Regions from separate parts of the Mus musculus genome. Here regions 1, 2 and 3 are each linked to region 4. Evidence: chromatin loops called from intact Hi-C (ENCODE). Cell type or tissue: gastrocnemius. All regions are shown on one strand.

What was found. Peaks named below come from ENCODE experiments on the same cell type or tissue, not always from the same donor. Only the 100,000 strongest peaks of a DNase experiment are listed, where the experiment ranks them.
Region 1: it touches region 4 in a loop (8-fold over the local background); 41 of 42 quality-filtered maps call a loop at or near these places.
Region 2: a loop joins it to region 4, with 9 times the contacts of the local background. A loop is called at or near these places in 41 of 42 quality-filtered maps.
Region 3: it touches region 4 in a loop (2.6-fold over the local background); 8 of 42 quality-filtered maps call a loop at or near these places.

Annotation. Positions count from the first base shown.
Region 1 is chr12:55,505,100-55,507,599 of GRCm38, forward strand. No RefSeq gene overlaps it. Among named protein-coding and RNA genes, the nearest start is that of Gm36634, 13 kb to the left of the region's middle. In gastrocnemius, a CTCF peak has its summit at 1,027 (motif pointing left); a DNase peak (open chromatin) is centred at 1,040.
Region 2 is chr12:55,497,911-55,500,410 of GRCm38, forward strand. Gm36634 (a long non-coding RNA gene) reads left to right here. Exons shown (of 3, transcript XR_381610.3): 2 at 1-40; 3 at 1,129-1,801. Among named protein-coding and RNA genes, the nearest start is that of Gm36634, 5.9 kb to the left of the region's middle. In gastrocnemius, a CTCF peak has its summit at 1,360 (motif pointing left); a DNase peak (open chromatin) is centred at 1,329; H3K4me3 peaks cover 259 bases.
Region 3 is chr12:55,394,676-55,397,175 of GRCm38, forward strand. It overlaps a transcript of Psma6 not described here and the pseudogene Rpl18a-ps1. Among named protein-coding and RNA genes, the nearest start is that of Psma6, 2.9 kb to the right of the region's middle. In gastrocnemius, no CTCF peak of the experiment used is centred here; DNase peaks (open chromatin) are centred at 1,131, 1,487 and 2,076.
Region 4 is chr12:55,314,375-55,316,874 of GRCm38, forward strand. The region is part of intron 3 of Prorp (protein only RNase P catalytic subunit); the gene reads left to right. Among named protein-coding and RNA genes, the nearest start is that of Ppp2r3c, 13 kb to the left of the region's middle. In gastrocnemius, a CTCF peak has its summit at 1,070 (motif pointing right); a DNase peak (open chromatin) is centred at 1,039; H3K27ac peaks cover 440 bases.

The DNA of each region.
Region 1 (2,500 bases), 190 kb after region 4:
CTCGAACTCCCAGAGAGTCACCTGCCTCTGCCTCCCGAATGCTTGGATTAAGATGTGTGTCACTACTCACTGATGACATTTTTTTCACTCTAGATTTGAATTGGCTCCTGGGGACTTTCTCTACCCCATCTCTGTATGTGGGTGTCTCATCTCTGCCCCACCCTTAAGAAGATGTCACCTGCAGGTTACTTCCTCCGGTCTGAAACTCTTTTGGGAAAGGAATATTTTTTTTCTTGTTGCCTAGAACCTTAGACTAGGAAAGATTGTCAAGATGATTCCCCCCCCCCCCCGCCCTGCCTCTTTTGTATCTAAGCGACCATCAGCACATCAGCATCCCCCTCTTGTGTGCAGCTGTGCCTAACGACTGCTAAGGATTGAAATTAGTATCTAGTGAGCCACAAGACCCTATTTCCACTCCAGAGGAGGTCTTTGTGAAAGCTGAGTTTGGGTGTGGTCGTGTTCAATTTAAATTAACTGAGAAGAAAAGGAGACTGGATGATGTCTCTTGTCTTTTGCCAAGTGAAACAATCCCGAGGGTGGAGACTCTGAAGTATCTGGAGCAGGGCTAAATGGGTCAACACCCTACACTCCTAAGGAGAAGCACCCCTAAATGTCAGCCCACAATGACAAACTCCTTAATGGCACTTTGGTGCCGGTCAGCCCTAACCTCTTGTCTCTACCAACACAATGAATTTTATGGCCCAGTCTTTACACAAATCACTCTGTGAAAATGATAGCACGAGTAATAACTGCAGACAGTTGCAATTATCTAAATGTCTCCCTATTAGCCATTGGATTGGCTAAGGCCTGGTAATCAGATCAGAGTGAATGCTAATTGAAATCTAATAGGGCTTACATCCATGTGAGTAGGTATCAGAATTTGATTTCAATATTGTTAAATTACATACAGATGGAGCCCATCAAGCCACACTAAAAATAAACATTGTAACTTCAATAGCAAAAAAAAAAAAAAGATGGATGCTTTCAATAAAGTGATCAATCCAGGAACGCGTTGGTATCGCGCTACCGCCACCTACTGGCACTTCTTGGGACTGCTGAGACGATCTTTCTTGAATGCCATTTTTTTTTTTTTTCTAACACAGATAGGAGTTTCTTGGGGCCTTCCTTTCTTCCTCCCTCCCTCCCTTCCTTCCCTTTTGTTTTTCTGAGACAGGCAGGGTTTCTTTTTGTAGTCCTGGCTGTCCTGAAACTCAGAGATCCACCTGCCTTTGCCTCTCCAGTGCTGGGATTATGTCACCATGGCCAGCTTTAAGCCTTTTATTGTTAAGTGTATGTGTGTGTGCACATGTGTACCTGTGTGTGTGTTACATCTCTTCAGAGGTTTATTTCCAGTTGAGTGCTGAGAGGAGAGAAAAATAGAAGAAGCCCCTGCTAGCCACGAAGGACTGCCTTTGCTGTGCAGGCTCTTGGGGAGAGCGCTTACAGTGTAAAGTCTCTTAGATTCTGCCTTTAGTCTTTCCTCATGCTGAAGAGAGTTTGGCTAAATAGAATATAACTTTCTCTGTCCTGTTGAATGTGTGAAGCTTATGCTCCTGGAATGTGGAACGTAGCGTGGGTGTGGGTGTGGTGACTGAAGTACGTTACCAGATTTTACCAACTACACAGACATTTAGAGGTAATATGTCTGTATACTGGATGTGGCTCGAATTAACCCTGTAGGTTTTGTTATTGTAATTTTCTTATTTTACTTTTCAAAAACATTTATTCTACGTGTGTGTGTGTGTGAGTGAGTATGTGAGTGTGTGTGTACCTGAGCTTATGTCTGTGTACTGTGTGTGTGTGTGTGTGTGTGTGTGTGTGTGTGTGTGTGGTGCCCGTGGAGGTCAGAAGAGAGTGTCTGAATCCTTGGGACTGGAGTTAAGACAGTTGTGAGCTACCGTGTGGGTTCTGGGACTCAATCCCCTATCCTCTGCAAGACCAACCAGTGCTCTTAACCACTGAGTCATCTCTCCAGACCAATTTTCTTAAAAGAAAAACAAAACAAAACAAAAAAACAAAAACAAAAATTAAAACAACAACAAAACCAGGATCTTACTATGTGGTCTGGAACTCACTATGTAGCTCTAGAATGTCCCATCTCCCCAAGCTTCTTAGAAGGATTACAGGTGATTACAGGTGCATACCACTGTGTTTGGCCTGTGTGGTGTGTTCTTAAGCTACCCTGAACAACAATGAACCCAGTGAGAATATAATGAAACCATTTCAACGGGCTGAATAAGACAAGTAAAGGCCACGAGAAATGTTTAACGAAGTTTATAACACAGCTAAAATGAGCACTTTAATGCAAGGATTCCAGCATGTACTAGGCAGAAAACACCCTACCCCGCCCCTACCGGAGACCCCGCCCCTACCCCAGCCCTACTCCTATTCTTACCATCACTTCTACCCATCCCTACCCTCACCTCTACTCCACCCCTATTCCACCTATACCCCACCCCTACCCTACCCCATCCCTATGCCAGTGTCTGAGTTCTAATAC
Region 2 (2,500 bases), 180 kb after region 4:
TCCTCTCTGCTTGTTGACAGTAACCAGGCAACAGGTTCAGGTGCGTAGGATTGTTCATCTCTGTTGTGTTCTGGGAGGAGAACTTGGGTCAGGAATGCAGTTGGAGGTTTGACAGCACATGGCTTCAGCACGCGCAGGTGCCTCTCCTGCTCTCAGGTGCAAATTTATTCTGAGTTTAATCAGGGGAGGAGGAGGAAGAGGGGAGGGGGAGGGGGAGGGGAGGGACAGGGAAGAGGCTGCGGCAGCAGCTTAGAAGTAAGGCAGACTGTACATAAAATCTGGCTGCTGCCAAGTCTTATGTAGACCAAGGTCCCTGCCTATGGGCAGCATCATTAGGAAAGGGGCCGTTGATCCTTCTCAGCACCAGGAACATAATAAACCCAGCCTACTTCCCCAAACTACCTGGACGGTGTCAGCCCCTCTCCCTCATGGTCTAAATTTGAGAAATGTTTTGGATACAGAGATTCAGAGTGCAGGTCACTGGGAGATTGCTTTAGGTTACAGAGGAAGAGAGGTTTGGCCTCAGCACCTTCCAGTGAGGAGCTCCAGGCCCCTCTGTTGTCTGAGACCGTTGTCTGAGTTCCCATCACTTGGGTGAGGACTCTGAGGCTACTGGGGGTCGGGGACCTGTAAAGTCAGAGCCTGAAAGCAATGCTCAGCTAGTTTTTACACACGGAAAGCAAGTCGGAAACAGACTAGGAGACTAGGAAGTCATGGCTGGAAGATTTGAGCAAGGAAGGCATACATTAGCCTGGAATGTTTTTTTTTTTTTTCTTTGTTGCTAGGCCTCAGCTGTTGGGAGTCCAGTCCCATGACTGTCATATTCCCTCAAGATAAGTCACTCAACTTGGCTCAGAGATGTTCATTATTTCCTATAGGCCAGGGCTGTTCCCATGCTAAAGTTCAGGGAATACTTTTGTTAAGAACATTGATATTTTTAGAAAGTGAGCTGAATTGAGGTATATCACTAAGTTATCTAAAGATAATTTTTGAAAACGGAGCCAAATTGTCGGACTGGGAGAAACAGAATACAATAACTGAAGTGACTTCAAAGGGTCACGAGGAAGCTGGGTGGGGTGTCAGTGTGGGCATGAGTCTTGATGAAAAATCTTCGTGAATTTGATGCAGGAAAGACCTGAAGAATCCCAGCTCCATGATCTTGAAGGACTCGGGCCCACCCCCAGGTTTCCAGGACATCTCGAGAGGAACAGAAACATGGGGGCACAGCATGGGGGTGTGCGCAGGAAGCAGAGGCACGGCTTACAGAGAAGCAGAGGTTGGGACTTTTCCTTGGCTGGCAAGATGAAATTCAGCCGCCAAGAGGCGCACAGTGCGCACCGTGCTGTCTGCAGCGACATCTTCTGGCCACTTTTGGAATAACTTTCCTTTGAGGAATTGTCTTTAAAGAACGGTTTAGGCAAAAGCCAGGTGGAGGATTTGTACTGTGGTTGTATCTAGGTGAGAGGAGAGTTCAGCATTTATCACAAACCCAAGAAAGCCCTCATTCTGCCTGGCAGAACTCCCCCTGAAGCCTGTAGCCAGTCAGCTCAGCCCACTGAATAATCAAACATCCTTGGTATCTATGTCCATTCCTCTGCAGGACAGGGTTGTCGATATGTAGCCTAGGCTGCCCTCGAACCTAGGATCCTCTTGCCACAGCCTCCTGAGTGCCGGCATTACATCGCTGGTCAGCGTCAACACTTGGGTGACAGGAACAGGCTACTGTGCTTATCTGTGTGTGTGTGTGTGTGTGTTTTGAAATTTGTTGTTGGGCTGGTGAGAAGGCTCAGTGGTTGAGAGTGCCGACTGCTCTTCCAGAGGTCCTGAGTTCAAATCCCAGCAACCACATGGTGGCTCACAACCATCCATAACAAAAATCTGGTGCCCTCTTCTGGAGTGTCTGAAGACAGCTACAATGTACACACATATAATAAACAAACAAACAAACAAACAAATAAACAAACAAATAAATCTTAAAAAAAAGAATTGAGAAACCATCAGTTACAAGCCAAGTTCAAAGTCAACTAATGTTACAAGACACCCAGACTCTAAAATATTAAAAAAATTGTTGTTGGTTTGTTTTCAATTTTGTTGAGTCAGGGTCTATTTCTGTAGACTAGGTTGGTCTGGAACCTACTACGTACCCTAAGCTGGCCCCCGGACTCACAACAATCCCCCTGTTTCGGTTCTCTAAGTGCTTGGATTAAAGTATGAACCACATGACCACCTCATTCTCTCTGTTTTAAAGGAAACTGAGGCTCAGAAAGTTGAGGACTCACTCACAGGCGTAGCTAAGAGATCTCAGGTCCAGGGTTCGAGTCCATCCTGAGTTTGCCCTTCCTGTGGTTTCCCTCCAGAACATCCAGTAGTTGGTTTTGTTGTTTGTTGCTATTTTATTTATTTTGTGAGTCTCACTGTATAACTCTGGAACTCACAATGCAGACTAGGCAGGCCTCACACTCACAGAGATTGCCTGCCATTATTTCCATCATCTCCCTGA
Region 3 (2,500 bases), 80 kb after region 4:
CATGAAAAGTACAGAGGCAAACTGGTAGAGTAGGGCTTCAATAAACAGACATGGGCACAGGTGGTCCTCACAGTAAAGGGGAGCTTGAAGAGTAACCGGGCAATGGAGGCTGAAGCAGAAGAGACCAGCTTGTTAACAGCCCTGATCCCCACCTACATGTTAGTCTTTCTTCAGCAGATGGTGAGGGCCCAAAGGGAACCAGGCAGAGAAGTAACTGAGATGTTGCTCTAAAAAAAATTGATACTGGGAACTGACTGATCAACAAGAAACTATTGTTCCAGGTAGACCAAGAGGACTGAATCTGAACAGTAGAGAAAGAATAAAAGCCAGGGGAGTCATGTCATGGGGATAATCAGCAGCATGAAATACCAACATGGGAAGCACCATGACGCACAGTCCTCCTCTGCTAAGGGCTCGTTAGATGCTGGGGCTTTGCTTAGTATTTCTCTTATTTAATCTTTAGAGAATCCAGCTTGTATTAGATCAGATATCTGGGAACTATTGTAAGTGGAGTTTAAATTCAACTTTAAATAGAATACTCTTTTTTTAAAAATGTGTATATTTACATGAATATACCATGTGCGTGGGGGTGCCCTCGGAGACCCTATACCCTGGAGCTGTAGTTACAGGTGGTTGCGAGTTGCCTGACATGTGTGCTGTGTATGGAACTACCAGGTCCTCTGGAAGAGCAAGTGCTCTTTTTTTTTTTTTAAATATTTATTTATTTATTATATGTGAACACACTGTAGCTGTCTTCAGACACACCAGAAGAGGGCATCAGATCACATTACAGATGGTTGTGAGCCACCATGTGGTTTCTGGGATGTGAACTCAGGACCTTCGGAAGAGCAGTCAGTGCTCTTAACCGCGGAGCCATCTCTCCAGCCTGAGCAAGTGCTCTTAGCCACTGAGCACTAGATCCAAGGGATTTATTCTTTTCTTTCTTTCTTTCTTTCTTTCTTTCTTTCTTTTTTTTTTTTTTTTTTTGACAGTCTCAAGTTTTTATTCAGTGGGTCTCTGTGTCTAGAAGAAGGTGTTGGGCCTCTTGGTGGTGAAGCGTGGCTTGTGCTGGCGCAGCAACACGCGGTGAGGCAGTGGGAATTTGATCTTGGAGTAGTGGAACTGCTTGACAGCTGGCGGGCGCTACTTGCCAGCTGCAATCTCTTCCACCTTCATGATCTGGATGGAGTGGGCACGGGCACGGTGTCGGGCACCCATGTCTCGGTAGCACTGTGTGACTGCACCAGCAGTGGTCAGGTCCCGGTACTCCCGGTACATGTTGTGTGTGCCACTGCGGGAGTCATAGCGCAGCCAGATGCCAAAGTTCTTCACGCGCAGGGGTGACTTCTCAAACACCTGTCCGCAGTACACAATCTCCCCTGATGACTTCTTCATCTTCTTCAGCTGTGACACAAAGTACAAGAAGCGGGACTTGGCCACCACATGGTTGGGCGCAAAGATTCGCATACGGTACAGTGGTGGTGTATGGCATTTTGGGGTTGGCAAGCAGCGCCCCACCACCTTGTACTCCCGAAGTGTGCCCGAAGCCTTCATGGCACTGCGTGCTCGTTCACCGCCAGTCACAAAAGGCGGATTTAGTCTTAATTTATGTGCTCCAAAGGATTAACATGCTCATTCAGCAAGTATTTATTTATTTATTTATTTATTTATTTATTTATTTAGGTTTTTCGAGACAGGGTTTCTCTGTGTAGTCCTGGCTGTCCTGGAACTCACTTTGAAGACCAGGCTGGCCTCGAACTCAGAAATCCACCTGCCTCTGCCTCCCGAGTGCTGGGATTAAAGGCATGCGCCACCACGCCCAGCTATATTTATTGTTTTATATATGCTAGGTATTGTCCCCGTTAAGCTGTATCTGTGAGCAATGTTGTGGAATTCTGTCTTCTTGGCACTTAGAGTAAGAATGGAGGGATGGCAAGAAGTAAAGGTTTTGTTCTGGCTTTCTGGGTGTGAGCAGCCCGGAACATCAAAGACTGTGGAGAACCAGACAGTGTGGGAAGGTCTGCACAGGAGCCAGCAGGAGCGCCACAGGTTTCTGGAACAGCAGAGCTGCAGATGAGCCTGAAGCATGTCAGAACCAATGCTTCTCAGGCATCATCAGCCTAAGTCCACCCCCTGCCCCAGGTTCTCTGTGGGCATCAGGATGGGGCCAAGGCTGTGGTCATCTCTCACGAGGACAGTGAGGTACTGCAGAAGCTTAGCATGAGCAAGAAACAGGACAAGTTGCCCAAGATATGTGATGCCTTTTTGGCCTCCAAGTCTCTGATCAAGTAGGTCCCGATACCCTGGGTCCAGGCCTAATTAAGGCTGGCAAGTTCCCTTCCTTGCTGGCACACAGTGAAAATACCGGGCCATATTGACGAAGTGAAGTCCACAATCAAGATGAAGAAGGTGCTGTGTCTATTGTTGCTATTGCTTGAGGATGAGGAATGAGAGGTCTTACAACACCCACTGGGTTGTCTCTTTCTTAGTACCATTACTC
Region 4 (2,500 bases):
TGCCTGCACTCATGTATGTACACACACACACACACACACACACACACACACACACACAGAGATAATATATAAAATAAAAGTTCCCGTTATGTAAATTTCCCATGACTGCCCATTGACTTTGGACTGATGACTTAAGATGACAGAGATTATTGTCGCACAGATTGGACACTAGAAGCGTGAAATCAAGGTATTGCCAGGCTGCATCTGAAGACTCCAGGCAGGATTCCCTCAGGCCCCGGGTTCCAGCTTCAGACACCGTCCACTCCTAAACACTCTGTATTCTCCCCTCCATCTCCTCCCTGCCCTAACGATCCTAATTTAACCCCCTGGCTTGGAGGCTCCAGGTTCTTGGTTTTCCAGAGCTCCCAGCTGACTTTCAAGTGCAGCTCGGGAAGGGAACCATCGATCGTAGTGCAAGATTTTGATAAACCTTACTGCATAGCAGCTTTCTATGGGGGAAAGGAAACATCTCCAAAGACGAGCAAAGAAGGCAACTTTTCAGTTTTTCTGTTTTTAGTTAACTCATTGTGAGACACAGCAATATTCTGTTTTGTTTGTTTATTGTTGTTATATTTATTTCTTTATCCATCCAAGCAAGGTTTTACTATGCAGCCCTGGCTATCCTGGAACTCACTGTATAGACTAAAACTGGCTTTGAACTCAGAGATCTACTTGTCTCTGCCTCCCTAGTTCTGAGACTAAAGGCATTTACCAACCCACCCCAACCCCCAGTTGGGTTGGTTTTGTTGTTGTTGTTGTTTGTTTGCTTGCTTATTTTAAGACAAGGTCTCGGCATAGCCTTGGCTGTCCTGGAACTCACTGTGTAGAGCAGGCTGGCTTCGAACTCACAGAGATTCATCATTCCCTCCCTAACCCCCAAGTGCTGCGATTAAAGGTGTGCACCACTTCATTGAGCACAAATTTGATCCTTAGCTCGGGTTGCCTAATATTAACTATTAGCCCAGTCTGGCTTTGAACTCATGGCAGGCTGCCAGCCTCACCTCTCCAACAGGCAGAATTTTAAGTGTGAGCCACTTCCTGTTTTAAACATTCGTTTGTAGTTCTTAGACAATATGGCCACCAGGTGGCAATAGAGTACCGTATAAATTCCAGGGTAAGTCAATCCTGTTGAAAAGATTTGCAAGTTTCTCAAACTGACAGGTGACTGCCATTTTGTTTTCAGTTAAGGAGTATTGATATTCTTTTTTTGTTTTTGTTTTTGTTTTTCGAGACAGGGTTTCTCTGTATAGCCCTGGCTGTCCTGGAACTCACTTTGTAGACCAGGCTGACCTCAAACTCAGAAATCTGCCTGCCTCTGCCTCCCGAGTGCTGGGATTAAAGGCGTGAGCCACCACTGCCGGCAATAGACCACTTTTTAAAATAGCAAAACAATTTATATTTAGAAGTCGCCAGCTGGACTTAATGTACTTGATTCCAGTTTTGTTGGTAATGTCCACAGCTGCTATTAGACGTGAGATGAGCAGAAATCTCTCCAGTGTTCTCATCTTGGCCTCCTCCTTGTCAGTTCAATGAGATGTGACCTGTCCAAGTGTGGTGCTCCTAATTAGCCAGAATTCGATGTTGGCGTAAGTACAGTGGTCCAGATTGTTTCTCCTCGGGCATTCCTCGTGGATACTGGCACTTCCTTGGGAGCTGAACGTCTTGAGAAGTATAAAATACAGAGGTGGGGTGGTGAGGTTTTAAATTTTCTCGTTTGTTGTTAAAGATAGGTTGTCAACGCTCATGTTAGCTTCACATTCACAGTGTAGTCCAAGCTGGCCTTGAACTCACCATTGTCTTGCCTTCTGATGCTGGAAGTACAGGTATTCTCCACCATTCCCAGCGCAGGCTATGCCTTTTTAGCTTTGAATTTGGCTGTTCGAGAGATGTGGGTTTCTGCGCTTTCCAATATCACCTTTATTTATTCATTTTTAATATATATGTGAGTGTATGTCTGTGCACTGCTTGCATGCCTGGTGTCTGCAGACGACAGAGGAGGGCATCAGATCACCTGAAACTGGAGTTACAGGAGGTTGAGATCCATCTCATGGATACCAGGAGCTGAACTCATCTCTTTTTTTTTTTTTTTTTTTAACAAAATCTCAATTGTTTGATTTTATCAATGAAGACCTGGGAGCCAGATGCTGGGGTGAAGCCAGCGAGCTCAGAGAGGTAGAGAAAGCACTCAGCTGACCTTCCTCCTCAGCCAGTGACCCATAAGGAATTCCCTTCTCTTATGTCTCTCAAAAACCCTTCTAACCGAATGTCCCTCCCTTCTACTTCCTGTGTCTGTCTGTCCTTCTGACTCCCTCTTAGTCTCTATGACTTTTTCTTATGTTCACTTCCTGTCAGCTGGTTGCCTCTTGACCTGTGGCTCACTTTACTTAACCCTGTTTACAATATTCAGGCGGAAACCTTGGATTAAAGGTGTGTGCTAAGGCTGAGCCACATCACAATGGTTTGGTTTTTTTTTTTTTTTCCTACCAGTAAATAACACAAT